Regions from separate parts of the Homo sapiens genome. Here region 2 is linked to region 1. A link is an interaction called in ENCODE POLR2A ChIA-PET data of the cell type or tissue named here. Cell type or tissue: GM12878. All regions are shown on one strand. Each heading gives the region's core, and the rest is flanking DNA. Links, peaks and the distances in the headings are about the cores only. Region 1 overlaps LMBR1 (limb development membrane protein 1). Region 2 overlaps RBM33 (RNA binding motif protein 33).

The links. Peaks named below come from ENCODE experiments on the same cell type or tissue, not always from the same donor. Only the 100,000 strongest peaks of a DNase experiment are listed, where the experiment ranks them.
Region 2: POLR2A ChIA-PET joins it to region 1 with 7 read pairs; 1 of 35 experiments calls an interaction of 5 or more read pairs at or near these places.

What each region holds. Positions count from the first base shown.
Region 1 is chr7:156,701,102-156,706,492 of GRCh38, reverse strand. All of the region lies in intron 15 of LMBR1 (limb development membrane protein 1), which reads left to right. Among named protein-coding and RNA genes, the nearest start is that of RNF32-AS1, 44 kb to the right of the region's middle. In GM12878, for the core only: no CTCF peak of the experiment used is centred there; a DNase peak (open chromatin) is centred at 2,222.
Region 2 is chr7:155,718,987-155,724,377 of GRCh38, reverse strand. All of the region lies in intron 9 of RBM33 (RNA binding motif protein 33), which reads right to left. Among named protein-coding and RNA genes, the nearest start is that of RBM33, 77 kb to the right of the region's middle. In GM12878, for the core only: no CTCF peak of the experiment used is centred there; a DNase peak (open chromatin) is centred at 2,087; H3K4me3 peaks cover 1,220 bases; H3K27ac peaks cover 3,115 bases.

The DNA of each region.
Region 1 (5,391 bases), core at 245-5,244:
ACATATGGTTTATCTTGGAGAACGTTTTATGTGCTGATGAGTAGAACATAAATTCTGCAGTTGAGCAGAATATTCTGTAAATGTGTTTTAGGTCCGTTGCACCAAGTACAGTGTTTCTTTGCTGATTTTTTTTCTCGATAAGCTATGAATAGGGTGTTGAAGTCCACCACCATTATTTCATTGCTGTCTGCCTCTTTCTTTAGCTGTAGTAATATTTGTTTTATGAATCTTGGTGCTGTTGGCTGCATGTATATTTGGATGTATTGTTATATCCTCTTGCTGAATAGGTCCCTTTATCATTATATAATGACCTTTGTTGTCTTTTTTTTTTTTTAACTGTTTTTGATTTAAAGTCTGTTTTATCTGGTGTCAGTATAACTACTCCTGGTCTTGTTTGTTTTTTTGTTTGTGTGGAATATCTTTACTTTGAGGCTGTGTCTTCATAGGTAAGGTGGATTTCTTGTGAGCAGTGTATGGTTGGATCATGTTTTTCTCTATCCATTCCACCAATCTGTATCTTTTAAGAGGAGAATTTAATCCATTTATATTCAAGGTTAATATTGATATGTGAGGTTTTGTTCCTGTCATATTTTTTCATTGTTTTCTAGTTTTGTAAGTTCTTTGTTATCTTTTTCTCTATTTCTCTTTGTGGTTTGGTGGAATTCTGTAGTATTGCCATTGGATTCCCTTCTCTTTCTCCTTTGTGTGATTGTTTTACTTGTGAGTTTTATACTTTCATGTGTTTTCATGACGGTGAATATCTTCCTTTTGTTTCCACATTTAGGACTTTGAGCATTTCTTACAGGATCTGTATAGTGGAGACGAATTCTTTCAGCATTGCTTGTCTGCAAAAGACTTTATCTCTCCTTCATGTATGAAGCTTAATTTTTCTGAAAATAGAATTCTTCAATGGCAGGCTTTTTTCTTTTCTTTTTGCGACAGAGTCTCACTGTGTCTCCCAGCTGGAGTGCAGTGGCATGATCACAGCTCACTGCAACCTCTACCTCCCAGGCTCAAACAGTCCTTCCACCTCAGCCTCCCAAGTAGCTGGGACTACAGGCACATGCTACCATGCCCAGCTAACTTTTGTGTTTTTTGTAGAGATGGAGGTCTTACCATGTTGTCCAGGCTGGTCTCGAACTCCTGGGCTCAACCCATCCACCCACCTTGACGTCCCAAAGTGCTGGGATTACAGGTGTAAGCCACTATGCCCAGGGGCAGGCTTTTTGTTTTAGTGCTTTGAATATGCCCTCTCATTTTTTTTCTGGCCTATAAGATTTCTGCTGAAAAGTCTGCCATTGCTCTTTTCTTACTGATTTTAGAATTCTTTCACTTTGACTTTCGACAATCTGATTATAATATGCTGTGGTGAAGTCCTTTGTGCAGTGTATTTTTCATGGACCACTGGACCTCCTGTATTTGGATGTCTAAATCTCTTGCTATACTTGGGATCTTTTCACCATTTATTTTATTAGATATGTTTTCTAAACTTTTTGATCTTTCTTCCCCCTCAGGAATCTGTACGTTAGGTTTTTATGTAGTCTCAAACATCTCCAAGGCTTCATTCTTTTTTGTTCCTTTTTCTTTATTTTTGTCTGCCTGGATTATTTCAAAAGACCTGTCTTTCACGTTCTGAGATTCTTTCTTCTATTGGTCTATTGTTGAGGCTTTTGATTATATTTTATACTTCCTTATATTAATTTTTTTGTTTCAGAATTTCTGGTTTTTTTTTTTTTTAAAGACAACTATTTCCTTAGTAAACTTCTTATTCACATCCTATATTGATTTCTGATCTTTGTACTGGTTTTCAGATTTCTCTTACATCTCATTGAGCTTGTTTGAAATTAGTATTTTGAGCTTTAATCTGGCATTTTGAGGGTTTTTTTTTTTCAGTTAGGATCTATTGCTGGAGAATTATTGTTTTCCTTTGAGGGTGTCATATTGCCTTGGCTTTTTCAGGCCTTTTGTATCTTTACATTGATTTCTGCGCATCCGGAGCAATAGTTGCTGCTTATTTTTAAATTTACTTTCATTGGGAGGGGACTTTTTTTCTTGACTATGTGACCATGATGTGTTTGGGCAGGTAGGGCTGTTTGGCTTTGTTTCAGGATGTGCAGTGATAAAAACGCTGCATGATTTCTTTGGCTATAAATAGCCTTTGTGGTAGCTGTGGGTTTGTTGGTGTTATGGGGCGGTTATTGGTGGCAGCTATTGTGAAGTTGTACTGGGGACTGGAATGCCTGATGGATCCCTTTTCAGGTTTCATTGGTAGCAGTGGTGGGCTAAGCATGTCTGTTCTTGTGCCATGGGACAGTGTATTCTGGCGCCTGTGTTGGCAGTTCCAGGCTATTTCTTGGGCCTCTGTGTAGCTTTCCTGGATGCTGGTTGTAGTTGTGTATGCTGAATGGGTAAGTGGGCCCTCAGCCCCCTTGTAACCCAGGGTGGCATGGGTCATGGTGGTAGCAGTGGTTGTGCAATGATCTTCTAGTTTCCAAGCACTTTGCCCTTGTGTTAGAAGTTGTTGCAGTGGGCTTTGCATGTTGACCTCTAGGTCAGTAGGCGATGTTTACAGGTTAGAGCCAGCTACAGTGGGTACAACAGGATTTGTGCCCAGCCTCTTTTCCATGGGAGAAGTACTTGGGTGTCTCAGGTGGCAGATTGGGTAATGGAAAACTCATGAGCCCGGATGCCATGCTCCACCTTGGAGAGGCATGGGGAAGGGCCCAGGCAGAGCTGGACTGGGCAATTGTACTCAGGTCCCCCATGGTGATTGTATGCAAAAGTCCCAACAAGGGTAGTGAGGCAGCCCCCAAGCCCCTGGGAAAATGCTTGGGTGAGGGGTGGCCACCACTATGCCAGGGTCTCAGCCTAGGGAAGGATTGACATTGACAGCCCAAGCAGCCACAGTTGTGGCCAGCAGACATGGAACTTGTGTCCCTCTCCTATCCTTGTTCTCGTGGAGTGCTCCCTCCCTTGTTCCGACTGTGGCAGCGAACCCAGGTATCTAGTCAGTCCTAGAAGTTTGCATCCAGTCTGCCACTCAGCTTAGGGCCGTGGGAGATGCCACCCAGCCCCCATCCTGGCCTCTGAGGCAACTCTCCTCCTGCTGAGGTCTTAGGAGACAGCCTGGTTCCTGTGCCAGTTGGGCTGGATCCCAGGTCATGCTCATTTCTCAGTTCTGGCTGCAGGAGTTCTTCCCCTACTCAAGCCTCTTTTCTGCAAACCCCAGCCCAAGTCCCCCTAACTCCAGTGGTTGGTGCTGCTAATTTCCACACATTGTTGAGCAGCTAAGATCAAGAATGGCATCTTACTGTAGCTGCCTGGGTCTGAGAGAGCACATAGGACACACCCTGGAGCAGTTTCTTCTCATGGTTTCCTGGCTGCTCCTTAAATGTGATTCTGAGATTAGGAGAGTCAAGGTGCTCTCCAATGGCCTGGATTGTACAGTTTCCCAGGGAAAGTGGACCCCAGAAGGACACTCACTTACACTCTTCCATATGGGGGATTCATTCCCCATTTTTGGCCCCAGGCCACATGGGCTGCCTGTTTTCCTTCTCTTTTTCAGAATTCGACTTTTCCTTTTCAGGAAGCTGCTTTTGCCACAGTTTATCCATTTACCTACTGAAAGACATCTTGGTTGCTTCCAGATTTTGGCAGTTGTGAATAAAGCTTCTCTATAGATATTCATGTGCAAGTTTTTGTGTGGACAAAAGATTTCAACTCCTTGGGGTAGATATCAAAAAACATTTTTCTTGGATCATATGCTAAGAGTATGTTTAGTTTTCTTTTTTAAAAAACCTTCTCTGCTGCTGCTGAGATGTGAAAAAGAAGTAAAAATATTAAGAAATGAAAAAAGAAAATTTAACTGTCAAAGTGTCTTCTAAATTGGTTGTGTCAGCAAAAGAAACTATCATGAGAGTGAACAGACAGCCTACACAATGGGAGAAAATTTTTTCAGTCTAACAAAGGTCTAATATCCAGAATCTACAAGGAACTTAGATAAATTTACAAGAAAAAAACAAACCTCATTAAAAAGTGGGCAAAGGACATGAACATACAGTTCTCAAAAGAAGACATTTATGTGGTCCAGAAACATATGAAAAAAAGCTCAACATCACTGAGCATTAGAGAAATGCAAATCAGAACCACAATGAGATACCATATCATGCCAGTCAGAAGGGCAATTATTAAAAAGTCAAGAAACAACAGATGCTGGTGAGGTGGTGGAGAAATAGGAACACTTTTACACTGTTGTTGGGAATGTAAGTTAGTTCAGCCATTGTGGAAGACAGTGTGGCGATTCCCCAAAGACCTAGAACCAGAAATACCATTTGACCCAGCAGTCTCATTACTGGGTATATACCCAAAGGAATAAAAATCAGTTATAAAGATACATGCACATATATGTTCATTGCAGCACTATTCACAATAGCAAAGACATGGAATCAACCCAAATGCCCATCTGTGATAGACTAGATAAAGAAAATGTGGTACATATACACCATGGAATATTATACAGCCATAAAAAGGAACAAGATCATGTCCTTTGCCTGGATATGGATGGAGTTGGAAGCCATTATCCTCAGCAAACTAACACAGGAACAGAAAACCAAACACCACATGTTCTCACTTATAAGTGGGAACTGAACAATGAGAATACATGGACACAGGGAGGGGAACAACACACACTGGGCCTTGGTCGGGGGAGGGAGAGAATCAGGTTAAACAGCTAAGCATGTGGGGTCTAACACCTAGGTGATAGATTGATAGGTGCAGCAAACCACCATAGCACATGATAACAAACCTGCACATCCTGCACATGTATCCCAGAACTTAAAATAAAATTCAATTTTTGAAAAGAGTGGTTGTACCATTTTACATTCCTGACAGCATAGAATGAGAGTTCCTGTTGCTCCACATCCTCACCAGCATATGGTGTCAGTGTTCTGGATTTTGGCCATTCTCATACATGTGCCTGACCTTCTTTGTATAACTATAAATTAGTTTGCACTTCCTAGAATTTTATATATATGAAATCATACAATATGTACCATTTACCTGACTTCTTCTACTCATCATATTTAAGATGCATCTGTGATGATGTATGTATGAATAGTTCATTTTTTATTGTTGAATAGTACTCTCTTGTATGTATATATCACAATTTGTTTATCTGTTCACCCATTGGAAGACCTTTGAGTTGTTTACAACTTTTGGGTATTGCAAATAATGCAGCTTGAACAGTCATATCAACATTTCTGTTGGATGCATATCTAGGAAGGGAAGATTTAATTTGCATTTCCCTGATAACTAATGTGATTATTTGCCATTTGATATGGTGTGGCTGTGTCCCCACCCATATCTCATCTTGAATTCCCACATGTTGTGGGA
Region 2 (5,391 bases), core at 204-5,203, 980 kb after region 1:
TTTGTATGTTTAGTAGAGATGAGGTTTCACCATGTTGCCCAGGCTGGTCTCGAACTCCTGACTTCAAGTGAGCCACCCACCTCAGCCTCCCAAAGTGCTGGGAGCGCTGGCCAGAAGAATTGCTTTTGATACTTTATAATAAAACAGGACTTCTCTCCAAGTGTGCCTTAAAAATGCACCTAAACAGAACCACAGGTCTTCAACAACTCCTGGGAAATTAAATATTAAAAGAAAAAAAAAAGCAGTGTGTTTTGTAGGACACATCACTAAAAACAGGTAACTAAGATTTCCCTGCACAGAGGAGTTCCAAGACTTTAAACTGTGTCCAACATTTCACAGGCTAAATTATTCAGTTGCAGATGGGCAAACTACACTGAGGTTTAAGTCTCTATATATAGCACTCTATATCCGAAGAGAATTTAAAAGGTGTCCCAGTCAATGTAACAGATTTACTTAGCCAATAAACGAAAAACAGCCCTCCCTTGGTATGCATAGGAGATTGCTTCCAGGCCCCCGCATATACACATGTTGTACAAGGGACAACTATAGTTTATCACATACTTTATAAAGCAGTTTTTACAAAGTAGCTCAACAGCTCCAACAGAAGAAACAAGAAACCAATTTTATGTGATTTCAAGGAGTACCCCTGGCCTTTGACTAATTAGCATGGACTTGAACCCAGCCCTATCTCTATCCAACACATGCAACGCATGCTGACCAAGCAGCAAGTTAAAGGGTTACTGAATTTGATAAACCACCTTCTTTAATAGCTGTTACCATAGTGTTTAGCTGCTCGTTACTGCCGCAGATGGGAATTCATTGATATGATTAAATTTGATGGTATGATAATGTATGGTAATCACGATTAATCAGAAACCCACTAGCAAGTGGAGGATGTTGGGTATTATGTCACGTGCATTTTAAACTGCATTCTCTCCTTGCAAGCCTGACAATGTTTGACAGCTGGAAGGGTCTCCTACTATATTCGCCTGCTACTACTTATAGATCTGATCAGAGAAAATGCCCATCATTCCTTCCATAGCTTAAGTGCTGGTAATTATAAGGCATTGCAAGCATGTTGTAAAAACAGTAGGTGTTCAAAAGCAAGACGTTCTTTCCTGGATGGAATAAAGTCTGGATTCTCATCTGCAAGGGCTGTAATAGAAAGAAATGTGATTTGATGCAGCAGTCTCATCAAACATGATTTGCATGAAATGGCCTATAAGACACATCCAGGAAACATCATTCACTGCCACCTGATACCATGTGCCCAAATGTGGCCCAAACTATAAGATGTGTGATGTTCTGTAACTACAGAGTAAACACAAATACGAACCTCGTTTGCCAGGTCTAAGTAAGTAAGAACACGATTGTTAAGAAGATGCATTCAAACTTAAAAGTATAGTTTATTTTAAATTTAAACAAAAGGCACTAAGAAATTATTCAGCAGCCCAACTACCTGGTATTTAACGGCTAACTGAAATATCACTATTTGCCCGAAACACCAATGTAAAATCAAAGGACTGAATAGTTTTTAAAATTTTTAAACTTATTTTAAAATACTCTAGGTCAGGAATCTTTAAAATGATTTTTTCATAAGCTTAAAATTTAGCTCAGCACTTTTTCACAAGCTTAAAAACAGCAATTGCACAGAAAAACTAGATTCACAAAAGTCTCAAAACAACATGTTAAAATATTCCAACAGTTGACATTTTATGTTACTTTTTTTAAGTGGGCAAACTTTAAAAACAAAAAACTCTCTGAGGACAAATACATGACTAGAAAATATACTTTATGGATAAGATAAGGACTTACAGCTTTATATTAGTGACAAAAACACCAGGTATAGCCTTTGCAGAAAGAGAAACCAATTAGATTAATTTAATTGTAAAACAGAGAACATCTGAAATGGAAAACAGAATTTAAAGTGTAGAAACTTACTTTCAGAAAGGTAACTAGCCTTCCACACCACTACTTCCTTATTTAAAAGACAAAACAAAACACAACACAGTGTTTCGTGAAATAGCATTCAGCATTCCTGACATGAACAAAAATGTGTTCATTAAATGGACTAGTAGATGGTTAAGAGGCCAGACCAGAAGACTGGACAGAGCAAAGTGCCCAAATGTAACAGGGTCATCAGTCACACAGGACATGTTAAGCTCTGAGGGTATGTTACTTCCTGTGCTCATCAGCCCATGTAAGTATTCATAACTTATGTAACGGAAATATGTTTTACAATCAGAAGAAAAAAAGTTTCAGAGTTCAGAACTAACGTGCATATCTGTAACTAAAATTAAGTACATAAATCTAATTTTTAAATGGAAGCCTAAATTACAAAGCACTTTACAGAATTCCTTAAATGAGGGACTAGGGAAGGACATGCATCCTAGTGCAAAGACTAACATAACCAAGAGCAAAAGCAATTTTCTCCAAAATGATCAAAAACAAGGATCCTTTTCTTAAGACACTTATTTTGACATTCAGTTATTTGTTTTAAAAATCATTTCTTAAATTCTCCAAATAATGCTAATTAACAAGAAATAAAAATATTAGTCTAACTACAAGCAAAGCCCAGAATACCAAATTTTGGCCTCAGATTTGGATTTTTAAGAATAATTTTAAAGAATAATTTTAAATAATTTTACACACTATGAAAAATGGTATTTCACATTTGGGTGCCTCAATTTCTGTAATTTTTAATTAAAAAAACTAGAGGTATTATAACTCAGCAAAATTTCTGGACATACTAGTTCTAAACTAAGCATAAATAGCAAATGTATCATACAGCCTTTAAAATTTGGAAATCTAGTGGTACTTTTGCGTATTGTCTGCCTTTTTTTTAACTCTTTTAGTCAATTGGGTATGAAGCTGCATTCTTGTATAGTTAAATGCATGTGATATAATTCTACTATACAAATTCACATACGTTCTTGAATACAACAAGTAAAAAATATAAAAATTAAAAAGCACACCCCCCCTTTACATTACTTATTCTATGTAGGGCTCCTAATAAGCAGTAAGGTCACTCTATATTAAGTTTCTGGGTATGTCTATTTGACAACTATGTGCTCCCTCCCGCCTCTCTGCACAGGGCCTGTGGCTAAGTGCACCACCGAGCACAGGATGACCGGGACTCTGGCACGGGTGTTTAGCCACAGACATTCACCAGATATCACACAAATAGGAGTAAACACACAACTATGACTGATGTGAGGAAGCTACATATGCACTACTACGAGCACAGCTTTGGATAGAATGTTACCTATCCTAGGAGCAATGAGAATTCCTTTAAAGGTACTTAAGCTGGGGAAAGGAGAGATTACAATGAACCTTGATTTGCTCAATTGCAAATTTCATAACAACTGGCACACAGATTTCTGAATTCAAATCTATTTTTGCGTACTAAGAAGCACACTGACTCAAACAGACCACCTGCTACATTTGAAGTTCAATGTTCCATCACTTTGTGTGTGCGTGTGTGTAGTCAGTTTTTAAAGCAAAATTAGGTTTGACAAATATTGATTGAACCCCAAATACAGAAAACCACCAGGATAGAAACTGAGGGGCATACGGCCATCCATAAGAACCAAGACAGAGCCTGCAGCACCTCCAGCCACCAATAAGAAATCTCCAGACGGCTTTGCTAAGCCACAACAATGTTGTCTTCACTATTCTTAAATTTTACTCAAATGAAAATTAGCTTCAAGGACATAAGTTAGGTTTCATTTAATGATGCTTGGTTCATTTTATAGCTTAGAGACAGCACTATGCAGAGCACTTGACATAAAGTAGATCCTCATTAAATGTTCACAAAATTACATTTACATTCACAGGAACCAAGTTTAATCTAGTAGTAGAAAAAAGAAAAAAATAACTTTACTCAACGAAGATCTGGCTTACAAGTAAAACAACGAGAGGTAGCCTAGAGTTTATTTTCCTTCCCAACAAGACTGGTGGGCTTTTTAAAAACACAATACCGCTACTGTATTTTAAAAAATACACATTTCATGATTTTCTCTAAGGGAAAATGATTTGAGAAATAAGTAGTGCACTGCACGCGCTATACCCCAAGTTCACTGTAACATCAGCACTTGGGACTTAAAGGAAGATACGTGTTAAATCGTGGTAAATACCTGGGCTGAAGAGAACACTTCTTAAGCTATATGCACATACACAGCTCATTTCTAGCCCAACTATTTCTGATCACCCACACATACTTCCCATCTCAAAAACAAAAATTGAACATTACACCTCGCAGAAACTGTTCAAAACTGCCTTGAAACATATTTACCATGCTTAGAGTACTATATAACTGAAACGCAAGTTCAATTTCTCACAAAAATGTTCTTTTATTATCCTCTTCTAATAGCGGCAAAGTATTCTAAGGTTTTATTCCTAGCATCAGATACAATTATACTTGCACAACTGAAAAATGAAATAAAAATTGCAATTGACTATTCTAAGTTTATATTAGTAAACATTTTTACAAAAATATAAATTACATTGCTTTAGGTTTATATCTTAACTGCAAATGCTTTTCACATCAAATTTTATCCTTGTAGTACAAAATGTGAAAACACATCCAAAAATGATTTTAACACAGATATAATCACAGTCCTGAAAAAGCAAAAAGTATTTGTCAGTGCTTTATAATAACTAGCAGATAAACTACTCCACAGAAGAAATGTATTCAATGACTAAAATCATACATGTCAGCCTTGGGTAATGGATCTAATAAAACTTGACTTTTTAGACAACTGCTTCAAATAGATACCCAATAAATATCATCTAATGTTTTAAAAACAACTAATTTTTAGAACTTGGTAAATAACTTATAGAAACACATTAGCTAAACATAAAGAAATCAGGAAGAACCAGCTTTAGAAACCATGTCATAATTCATAACTACAAGTCAAAGAAATTTCTATAAAATACTCTGAACCTTAAATCCAATAATGTTATTTTTGAATAATCACCTGATTATACATTCACATCCTTCATTTAACCTTTCTGCTAAATGCCATATATAAATGTTATCTACTGAAGTACCAAAGATAAACAGTTAAATAAGCCATTTAGATACTCCCTGAAAATCAGACTATTTAACCTAAATAAGACTACCTCTGTTTTACATATAAATGACATTAAAATTTTATGGTCAGTACATTTTTTCCCCTACACTGTTTAAAAAAAAAAATGTACTCTCTAGTTTAGTAAAACCATGAACAAACTACACACTGAACCAAAAATTCAAATAAAATAAAGTGTATATATTTAAACAAATATAACTAGTTAATGGGCTTTTTCTTCTACCTAAAACATGTTAGAAGAATGGATAAAATTACTGAAGATACAGCAAAGTGTGCATTTCTGTGTGTGTATAAGTGA